Regions from separate parts of the Homo sapiens genome. Here all the other regions are linked to region 1. The links are chromatin contacts, found by Hi-C or POLR2A ChIA-PET in ENCODE. All regions are on one chromosome and are shown on one strand. Each heading gives the region's core, a stretch centred on a gene start or an enhancer-like site at or near the end of the contact. The rest is flanking DNA. Distances are from core to core; before and after follow the strand shown. Region 1 overlaps CD44 (CD44 molecule (IN blood group)). Region 2 overlaps LOC105376626 (a long non-coding RNA gene). Region 3 overlaps SLC1A2 (solute carrier family 1 member 2).

Evidence for each region. A loop is a pair of places that touch in the nucleus more often than their neighbours do. ChIA-PET counts read pairs that join two places held with the same protein, here RNA polymerase II (POLR2A). Pooled maps may share reads with other maps.
Region 2: a loop to region 1 is called in a pooled map, with 3 times the contacts of the local background. The contact joins two enhancer-like sites. A Hi-C loop is called at or near these places in 3 of 168 maps with a recorded cell type or tissue (Calu3, PC-9 and naive thymus-derived CD4-positive, alpha-beta T cell), 4 of 37 single-sample maps with no recorded cell type and 11 of 50 pooled maps. POLR2A ChIA-PET finds 5 or more read pairs at or near these places in 18 of 52 experiments (BJ, CD4-positive, alpha-beta T cell, CD8-positive, alpha-beta memory T cell and 13 more).
Region 3: a pooled map shows a loop between it and region 1 (2.8-fold over the local background). The contact joins two enhancer-like sites. A Hi-C loop is called at or near these places in 8 of 50 pooled maps. POLR2A ChIA-PET finds 5 or more read pairs at or near these places in 6 of 52 experiments (AG04450, B cell, CD4-positive, alpha-beta T cell and 3 more).

The regions. Positions count from the first base shown.
Region 1 is chr11:35,180,920-35,184,429 of GRCh38, reverse strand. All of the region lies in intron 3 of CD44 (CD44 molecule (IN blood group)), which reads right to left. Among named protein-coding and RNA genes, the nearest start is that of SNORD164, 20 kb to the right of the region's middle. Within about 2 kb of position 1,914, at least 3 of the 41 ENCODE cell types and tissues checked have a DNase peak (open chromatin) inside an H3K27ac peak, as active enhancers do; they include B cell, where a contact is called at or near this core.
Region 2 is chr11:35,011,795-35,015,304 of GRCh38, reverse strand. It overlaps LOC105376626 (a long non-coding RNA gene), which reads left to right. Exons shown (of 4, transcript XR_001748180.2): 4 at 1-3,510. Among named protein-coding and RNA genes, the nearest start is that of MIR1343, 72 kb to the right of the region's middle. RefSeq lists an enhancer at 1,364-1,413. Within about 2 kb of position 1,589, at least 5 of the 41 ENCODE cell types and tissues checked have a DNase peak (open chromatin) inside an H3K27ac peak, as active enhancers do.
Region 3 is chr11:35,332,486-35,335,995 of GRCh38, reverse strand. The region is part of intron 1 of SLC1A2 (solute carrier family 1 member 2); the gene reads left to right. Among named protein-coding and RNA genes, the nearest start is that of SLC1A2-AS1, 52 kb to the right of the region's middle. Within about 2 kb of position 1,520, at least 2 of the 41 ENCODE cell types and tissues checked have a DNase peak (open chromatin) inside an H3K27ac peak, as active enhancers do; they include B cell, where a contact is called at or near this core.

The DNA.
Region 1 (3,510 bases), core at 665-3,164:
TCTTGATGCCAGGGATGAAACAATCTCCCCTAACTTCAAATATAACTGCAAGTAACAGTACACTGGGAATTTCCAGGCAGCAAGTTGTAATAGAATGGAGCATGATGTCACAAACCCTAAGACAGTTTTGTAAATTATTAGAGCATTTGTTCACATGGACCCCCTTCATGCTCCAATTCACCTTAACTTTTATAAAGAACATCAAATCTGGCAAATATGCTTAGTGGATTGACCCAAATGTGCAATTAACAGACTCATGCTCTCATGTCGGATTCCAGGGCCTTATTAGATAGCCTTTCTTTCCATTTAATGAGCTCTGTACTGCTTGGAAAGCTAGACCTGGTGAGGTGTTCCTGAATCTGAGGACTTGTTAGAAATTCTCTGAGGTGGGCTTTCTCATAAACCTTGGCTTCAACACACCAAAATAACCAAGAGAAACATTAATTATTCAGTCTAACCACTAATCTCTGGTTGCCAGATAGAAAGGCACCCTCTTCAATGCTTGATACATTTTAGGTATCTCATAAATATTCTCAAATAGTTGTTGAATAAAGGAGGAAATGGATAAACAAGTACATGTAGAATCTTCCCTTTAATTCTACCCTCAAAAGAAAATGAGGCACTTGACTGAAAGCAAGCTTAATAAATGAATCAATTCAAGTCAGTTCTGTGTTCACACAGAAGTCACCAGGCTCACGTTGGGCCTCAACCACTGAAAATGAGGGAAAAAAAATCACAAAGGCCTTTTCAAGTTCTGCCTTATTTTCATTTGTTAGCCACAGGCCATGTTTTCTAAAAATACTGCTAAAACTTAAGCTTATGGAAGCTATCTACTAAGATCAAGCTGACTTTTATCCCTGTAGCCGTTTTATGGGGGGGATCACAGCACTGGGACATGACCACCTGCTAGCAGCTTTCAGGCTAAATTAGATTCAGGGATCCTTGCAATGAAATCTTTGCATAGGGCAGTTTATCAAAATCTTTAGCTCACTTAATACCCCTATCATCTGACTCTAATCCAAGACATTCAGAATTTATTTATCCTTAAACACATTTATCCTCTTCTCCAGTTTCTTTCTTTTTTTTTTTTTGTCTCATTGCTTCAACAAGATTGTTAACTCCTTTAAGACAAGAAATGTAGCCTCCAGTTCTTTCTTACTCCATCTCTGCCTAGTGCAGTACTGAGCACATAGAGGTGATCAATAAATATTCCCTTTAAACTTAAATAAAAACTTACAAAAGTAGCCATCAATATCGAGTCAATTTGGAAAATAGACAAAAGGAAAAATATTACTTCTAGCTTTATTATTTAATTCATCCATTTTAGTAAGGAACATACCCCCTGTACTTCTCAAGCTTTTCAACTGAACTAACCCTCCAAAGAGAAGAAAATTAATCAATGCTCTTGCTCCCAACTCCAGGTATGGGCCCAACCTCATGAACAAAATTAAGGATAGAAACAAGTCTCAGTCGCAGCCTGCCTAGATGGCTTCGATGCCAGGCAATAAAACAGTGTGAGCTTCTATCTGAGTTGAGGTTCCTTTTAGCAAGTGAAACCAACTTGCAAAACAGGTAAGACAATGTGGGTATGCAACTACATAATTTATTGCATACATTCACTCAGCAAGACTCAATGGGAGATGCAATAAGCAGTGCCCAGAGACTCAGGAGTGTATAGCCTCATGCCAGCCCTTTCCCAATGAGTCAACCTCTTCATCTAAAGCACAAGCTTTTCCCAATGTCTCCCTCTGACCTGTTGCACTGAGATGGAGCTAGCTAGACCACATGTTGCTCTATGTCTATTTCTTACTTTTTTATATGTGGTTTTCTCATTATAATATCATTAGAACGACATGCTAGACATGGGTATGGGAACTGAGTATGTATGAGTCGTGTACTACTTAGTGTTAATTGGACTCCCTTCCCTTTAGTCAAACTCCATTTGTGTTCTTCACTCATATAACAGGGAGGAGTAAACATTCTACAGTTTTCTGTTCCTGTTTCGTATGTCTCTCGATAGATTCAGTGACCTGTAAATTTTTGTCAAAATCTACTGGCTTCACGCACTCCATTTCAACTAGCCAGCCCTGATACTTTGTCCTAAACTCTAGATTTCTTCTCTGAATTTCCACTCTGATCCCTACTGTTCACACAACAAAGGGTAGGTGGTGTAGACTAAAGCCACTGATGTAATCTCACAATTAATTTTAATTTTTGGGTTTTTTTTAGTAGTGAGTAGAAGAAAGATCTCATAATTAAGTTGATGTCCTTTTTATAGTTTAAAAATCCATGCAGCTTTTTATATTTTACTACCATATATATGGTATATGTATATTTATATTTGATGTATATGGTATATATATCTGTGATATCTTGATTTTATATATATAAATGTGTATATATTTATATATACATATATACATATATATAAATATAAATTTATATATAATATATAATATTTATATATATAAAATTTATATATATTATATATAATTTATATATAATATAATATATAATATATATTATATATTATATTATATATAGAATTATATATAATATATATATATAAATTTATATATAAATATAATTTTTATATATTTATAATATATATTTAAATATATAAATATAATTTATATATAAATTTATATAAATAAATATAAATATATAAATATAAATTTATATAAATGAATATAAATATATAAATATAAATAAATATTTATAAATATATATAAATAAATATATATATAAATATATATATATGTATATGTATATATCTGTGTTTGTCTCAGGCTGATAATGTCTTAAGTCCCTTTCCAGCTAATTTAACATCCCCTTCACATCTTTAGGGAAAACTGACACTCCAGCAAGATGTACCAAGTTTACCTCAAGGCTTCATCTTTCCCTTCACCCAACTTCAAACCTTCCATGGGAACAGAAGGCCCAGTTTAAGAGGTAAGACTTTTGATAGTTGGCATCGAGATATTTGACATTTATATTTTGATCCTTCTCAAAAAATTCTGAAAATTCATGATGCATAGAATTCTTTAATTTTGCTAGGACTTGAATAAGGCTCATAAGCCTGATTTTCTAGGTTAATGGTTGGGAGAAAGTCACAAAGACATAGAGAAAGGCTGGCCTGTGTCCTAGCATCTACATCTTAACTTAGGTTTCTTCTTCTCTGGTTCTTTCAACTGTTGGGTAAGGGATATTTAAGAAGGTCAAAGGCATACCATATACTCTCCAAGGCTTTTTTCCAGCCCTCTCATATAATAAATACCTCTCAGCTAAGACATTTGACTTACACCCCAAAGCTATCATTAGATTCATGTCACTCCCTTATTCAAAACCTGTAATGACTTCCCATCACACTGAGAATGAATCACCCCGTTAGCTGGCCCTTGCTTAGCTCTCTGACTTTATTCCTTGGCATTCTCCCTTCTGAGCACTGATATTCTCAGAACAGTCCAGGAGGCACTTTCCCTGACCACCTTCTCAGAAAATAAAAGCATC
Region 2 (3,510 bases), core at 340-2,839, 170 kb after region 1:
TTAAAAACATAATGAAATTTTACAGAGTTTTATAGCACTGAACTTTATGTAAAATCAAAAGAGCCCGTGAAATAAGAGAGCAATTGGTTGTAAGCAAGCCCCTTCATGAACATGGGCATTTTTTTTTTAACGTCTTTGTATCTGTGAGCATCTCCTTCTCTTCCTATCCTTAAGTGTATTATTTGTCATGAAAGCAAAGTGCTTTTAAAAAATTGTGTTTGATTCCATGGTTCCCAACAATGGCTGGACTTCAAACTCACCTGTGGTGCTTAAGATTATATATCTGTATACTTTTGTTTAAAATGAATATTATAAAAATTTATGTTTAAAAATATGTGTGTATATACATACATAGTTACATACACCCAAGGCACATATGTGCATGTGTATACATAACATATACACATACATACATACACGCACACCACCACCAAAGCCCCACTAAAAAAATACTGGAATCTCTGGGAGTAATGGGGGCAAATAGGAGGAGTTAATGTTCAGGTAAGGCTATTATGGACCCATTGTTGAGAATCACAGTGGGTTAATTACTTGAAACAGTACCTATCTAAAGGACAGTTAAAGATTTTGGTATTAACCAGAAAGTCTTTTTTTTTTTTTTCTTAAATAATTTTGCAGGCAAGATGCTGCTGTTACAAGTTTTCTGTTCTGAATTATGTCTTCCATAGGAATGAAGCATCCACACAGTCCATCCAAGCATACTGTGAATCAAAACACATGTCATAGCTGGAACGAAAGCATTAGGACCATCTAACTGGATTCCACTGGAATGAGTCTCTGTGAAACCATGCCGAAGTCTTTGTAAACAACCACCCTAAAGAAAGCTACATGAAGAATAGCCAATAACAAAAGCACTGGATTTAACTCAATTTTGTGAAAAAACAAAAAAAACAAATATGATGCACACACTCTATCCTTTTGTGAACAAAATGCCACCAAACATTTGAAACTGGCCTAAGCATACATTGACATGTTTGACATGAAGCCCAGCCTTATTGATCAGCCTTTCCAATACCCCCCGCCCCCCATTCTTTATTCCCAATAGATACATCTTCTCACAGGTAATTGGGCAGAAAAATGCTTATTGACTGATCTTGAAAACTTCAATGCATCTAAAGCTGGAGAACATTCAAAAACCATGCTTCTCTTTATTTATTTCAGTTTCCATGGCAAGAGGAAAATAAAAGGCAACTGTTTTGAAAGCAACAACAGTAAACGAAGCAACATCTCTGGCAAGCAGGCAAACCTTAAAGAGTAAAAGTTATAAATCCCCATGTAGACAATACCTTGTAGGTATACCTTCCCCCAACCACGGGGATGACTCTTAATGGTGCTGACTAGGTATAGACACCAACTTGGGACCAGTAAGTTATTCTTAGAAGGTGCTAACTTTTGTATTTTCTTTTAGGTTCTTGCTGCTATGTTTCTCTTTCAATTGACTTCCAGAAATCAGACAGTGAAATCAATGGGGCTTTCCAGGCCACTGAATTCAAAGTAATCAGGGCAGGGTCAGAATGCTGATTGACTGTTTTCAACACACAGGGACCTGGAATTTGGGTTCTAGCTCTATCCCTCAGCACAGAGTCAGCAGACACAATGCCCTAGATGGTTGGATTTTCTAGTGTCTGTGACAGGCATCTTCAAAGCTGATTCCTCTCCCTCTGAGAAATCAAGGCCACCACCTTTAACTACTGACACAGTAGTGTACTTCCCGTACTGCAACCTCAGTCCCTTTTGTCACTTTTGCTTTGCATTCAAGTGCCTTGGCCAGTGTTAACTGCAGCACTTTGATTTCTCTTTCTATAAAGACTATCAAGTACCAAGTCATTTGTTTCTGCAACCATGTAACCCAAGGACATATTCTCCTGGATGAAATTCCAAGACCCCCCCCGCCACCAGAAGTCAGTGGAGAATAGGCACAGAAAAGATGATGAAGGTCATAGTTTCTAATAATTTGTTTTCTTTTTAAAAAAAATTTTTAATTTTTATTTTTTTGAGACAGAATCTCACTCCGTCACCCAGGCTGGGGTATGGTGGCATGATCTCGGCTCACAGCAACCTCTGCCTTCCAGGTTTAAGTGATTCTCCTGCCTCAGCCTCCTGAGTAGCTGGGATTACAGCCGCATGCCACCACGCCCAGCTAATCGTTTGTATTTTTAGTAGACACGGGGTTTCACCATGTTGGCCAGACTGGTCTCGAACTCCTGACCTCAAGCGATCTACCTGCCTTGGCCTTCCAGAGTGCTGGGATTACAGGCATGAGCCACCAAGCCCAACCAGTTTTCTTTCCTTTTTTTTTTTTTTTTTTTTTTTTTTTTCCTTTTTAAGGGAGGGGATTCCCTCAGTGGGTTTACTTAGAGTGAAACGGTATCTTGGCTTTGGACTTGCCCCTGCCTTCATTCATGTGGGTACTTTTTATTTAACTTTTCATTGTAGGTAGGCTCCCCTCTACCTAAAAAACCAAAGGGAAAAACCCCAATTCTTTAATTTACTCACATCCTGTTACGCTTTCACAAGCTGTTCATTTTCATACCAAGCCTCATCTTCTGCTGCCAACATCCTAGTTTGAAGGAAAGGGGGAGACAGGTCAACTGGTAGTGGTCCTGTCCTCAAAGGGAGAGAACTCCTGGGTACCTCTTTCCAGCAGCCCTAGGCTATTTCAAAATGTCAGCAGGTCTAATCCTAGAAGAAAACACCATTTACTTCTCAACCTGCTGGGGCATGGTGAGGTCTAAACAATACATTAACCAACAAAATCTGCCAGTTCCTGAGAACTGCCAGAGAACTGCCTGAGAACTCAGAGATAAACAGTAAGAGGTATGGTCAACCTTCAGGGGAATGAAGAGACTATCTCAATGCAGCAAAAATAAAGGAATTAATGTGCTCTGCAGCTTTAGAAAGGAACTCTCCTTCCTGGGGGTGCCTCCGTGTCCCTGGCTCTAGGAGACTACCTAACCAGCAAGGTTGATAGCATGACCCTGGCTCCACTGAAAACTTGGGCCTATAGACTGTCTTATTCTAAAGGGTGCTTTTTAATTCTAATTTTTTTTTAATTTTTATTTATTTTTTTTTGAGACAAGTTCTCACTCTGTTGCCCAGGATGGAGTGCAGTGATGCCATTTAGGCTCACTGCACTTTTGACCTCTCAGGTTCAAACAACTCTCTCACCTCAGCCTCCTGAGTAGTGGGGACTACAGGCATTCACCACCATGCCCGGCTAATCTTTTTTTTTTTTTTTTTTTTTTTGTAGAGACAGGTTTTTGCCATGTTGCCCAAGCTGATCTTGAACTCCTGGGCTCAAGCGATCCACTTGCCTCAGCTGGGACTATAGGTGTGAGCCACCGTGCCCACTCGAACCACTGGTCTTTTAATGTTTTCAGCTCCAGCTGGCAAACCCATTACCTGCTCTTCCTAGGCAGCATCCCTTGGTCACTATCCAGCCATCTGTTACTGCCAAAGCAAAAGTCCATGGCCCTCGAAGTGTGGGAACTC
Region 3 (3,510 bases), core at 271-2,770, 150 kb before region 1:
TCCTTTTTATGGCTGCATAGTATTCCATTGTGTATTTGTACCATATAAGAAACCTTTTTTCAGCATCTTCTGTGGGAGGATGTCTGAAGAGACTGGATCAGATTTTTAACAACATTTTTTAATTTAATTTTTTAAAAATTTTATTTACTTAATTTTTTTGAGACTGGCTTATGAGACTACCTAATTTTTGTTTTTGGTAGAGACAGGGTTTCACCATGTTGCTCAGGTTGGTCTTGAACTCCTGGCCTCAAGTGATCCACCTGCCTTGGCCGCCCAAAGTGCTGGGATTGTAGATATGAGCCACTGACTTGGGTGAGACTGGATCAGATTTTGCTTGGCATTGTTGTGAAGACCCTGGTAGTAACTCATGATAGACTGTCTTCCTTTCTCCAAAAAATGAAGCCTCACATTATTCAAAGGAAAATCTCAAATTAAAAATCCTTTCCTGAGCATTTCCTTCAGCTATAGAGTTCAGCTAAATGGCATGCCCAGGGTCTGGATCATCAACACAGTCTGAGGTGATGAGTGATTACAGGCCAGAGGAGTACTGGGACCTCTGCTAATTTGTTCCCCGTGACTTCATCACAGCTGCCCTTGGTTGTGCAATTGCGGTTGCTATGGCTGAAGTTTGAAAGAACTTGGCCTGAAGCTGCCTATATGGCCAATATCTTGGGGGAAATATAGCTTTCAATAGATAGGTTTTATGGGTATTTGTGAAGAATTAGCAGCTATGAGGTTGAGGTTGGGTATGTTGATGAGACTGGAGGAGAAGTTTGCTTGAGAGTGGCAAAATACAACAATACACAACAATACACACACTTCCCCCCCATCAATGCATACACTCTTAACTACTTTGGACAATTGAAGGCTATGTCTATGATGCTGTAAATAAAGAAATATTGAAGAATGTTATTCTCATCTTAAAGTATCAGGTTCTTTCAGCTGCCATATTGTAATGAAAAGGGGTTGGGTTTGGATGAAGACAGACCAAGGTGTGATTCCCAGCTGTCTACTCCTAGCTACCCGACAATGGAAAAGTTACTTAACTTTGCTTTCTCATCTGTAAAATGACTAACAGTCACTTCTCATATTGTACAAAATGTCTGTCTTAAGGGATGTTGCAAAACAAAACAAAACAAAACAAAACAAAACAAAACAAAACAAAACAAAACAAAACAAAATTGCTCTCCAGCCAGACTCTACAAGCTGTGAGTCCAACTCACCAAATCTTCACATCCTGCCCCCCAAAGTAGACTGGTAAAGAAAAGGCTGAAGTCATGTCTCAGCATTTGAGCATTGCTCTCTAGTCATTGCTCTAGAGAGTTCTAATCTTGGGGCTACTGATAATAAGGGGCCATGCAGAGAAGATAGTGAAGCCCTCCTCCACCCGCTGTAACCTGCTAGTCAGTCATCAATGATTCTTAAAGCACTGCCTCTGCCTGCTCTCAGGAAGGTGAGATGACGCATCACTTGCTTTTGTTTTCACACCTGTCCCCTGGGAACCTTTGCTCAAAGTTGTAAATTATGTGACATCTTTAGTAACAACAACGTGATTCGCTCTGTTAAATCACTCCCTACCTGCTTGTAGCCTGGTGAATAAATTTTCATTCCTTTTTTGAAGATTTTACTTAAGCATATGAAGAAAGCTCCCATCTGTACAATGATGGAACCAAAAGGGACAGGGGCTGCTAACTTAATGAGAGCCAGGCAGGTATGCACATGAAATCAGGAAACAGTTTGCTTTCCTCTTAACACTCTCTTCAGAAAGACAGCAATGGAAGCCTGATGATAAATAGTAATTGACACTTCGCATTGGTGTCAAGGAGACAATAAGGGATGGTGGGGACTGTGGCAGACTGGAAAATCCATGCCTATCTAAGGGACAATCACTTCTTAGTTCTATCTGATTGTTGCCACTCAGGGATCTAGGTTTCATAATTATAAGTGGACAAAACCCTTTAGTAACTTTCAATAATAATACTGAAACAAAGTGCATTGAAGTTTACTTAAGAAAAACTTAAATGAGCAGTGGCTTGCACCTGTAATCCCAGCACTTTTGGAGGCCAAGGCAGGTAGATTACTTGAGGCCAGGAGTTCAAGATCAGCCTGGCCAACATGGCAAAACCCCGTCTCTACTAAAAATACAAAAAAAAAAAAAAAAAAAAAAATTAGCTGGCATGGTGGTGCATGCCTGTCATCCCAGCTACTCGGGAGGCTGAGGCATGAGAATTGCTTGAACCTGGGAGGCAGAGGTTATAGTGAGCTGAGATCGTGCCTCTGCACTCCAGCTTGGGCAACAGAGCAAGACACTGTCTCAAGGGGAAAAAAAAAGAGAAAGAAAAACTTACATGATTAACAATATCTTACTATAAATTAAAGGGTTTTAGAATAAATTTCCAACTCTTCGTCATTAACATTGTTAAAGTTACTGCTTATTTAGCTTAGCAATAAAGAAAAGGAATCCTTATCTTAAGGTGAATAAATTCTGTGACATCTGTTAATTTTGGTATAACAATATAGGTAAAAGTTATGTTTTCTTTTTGTTTCTGTTTATGGTTTTTGCTTTTTTTTTTTTTCCTGAGGCAGAGTCTCATTCTGTCACCCAGGCTGGACAGCAGTGGTGCCATCTTAGCTCACTGCTGCCTCCGCCTCCCAGGTTCAAGTGATTCTCCTGCGTCAGCCTCCCCAGTAGCTGGGATTACAGGCATGCACCACCACACCTGGCTAATTTTAGTATTTTTTTTTAGTAGAGATGGGGTTTCACCATTTTGGCAAGGCTGGTCTCAAACTCCTGACCTCAGATGATCCACCCACCTTGGCCTCCCAAATTGCTGGGATTACAGGTGTGAGCCACTGTGCCCCCTCACTGCACCCTGCCAAAGGTTATGTTTTTTGAGTAGCTGCGAAAGAGACCTGTTCGGAGAGTGAATACTTGATCAGCTGTGTGCGGATGGGGAATGAGACCACTCCAGGGAGCCAACCTGAGGAACAGTTGGCAGTTGTTTGAAGATCCACCAGGTTTAGCTCAGTGGGCTAAGGAAGTTAAGAGCGAGAACTGAAGTAAAAGAGAAAGAGGAGAGAGACTCTGAAGAGTATGGGGAGGAAGAACAAATTTGCTTATAATGAAATTGTATTGCATGTTCTCTAGGTAGCGTGTGCTGCAGACTTCTTCCCTTTCTCCCCATAAAATACAAAAACAATTTCTGCCCTAAGGAACTGTGGAGTCGAATCTGCTCTCAGATAAAGGACAATGGGCTGAGTGTGTGTTCAGGGCAGATGGGGAGAGGGAGGATGGAGGAAGAAAGCATGATTGTCCATGGCAAAAAAACCCTGCCATTTCTGTGTTAACTCAAAGCCCTAGAATATATTTGAGTCCAGAGATCTCATCTGGACTTATCTGTAAGTCTTATTTGACCCCTCTGTCTTAATTTTGTCATATACATAATTCAATCTACCAGCTTTTGCTGAACACCTATTAGGTGCCTGGCATTGTACATGTCATTATATAGA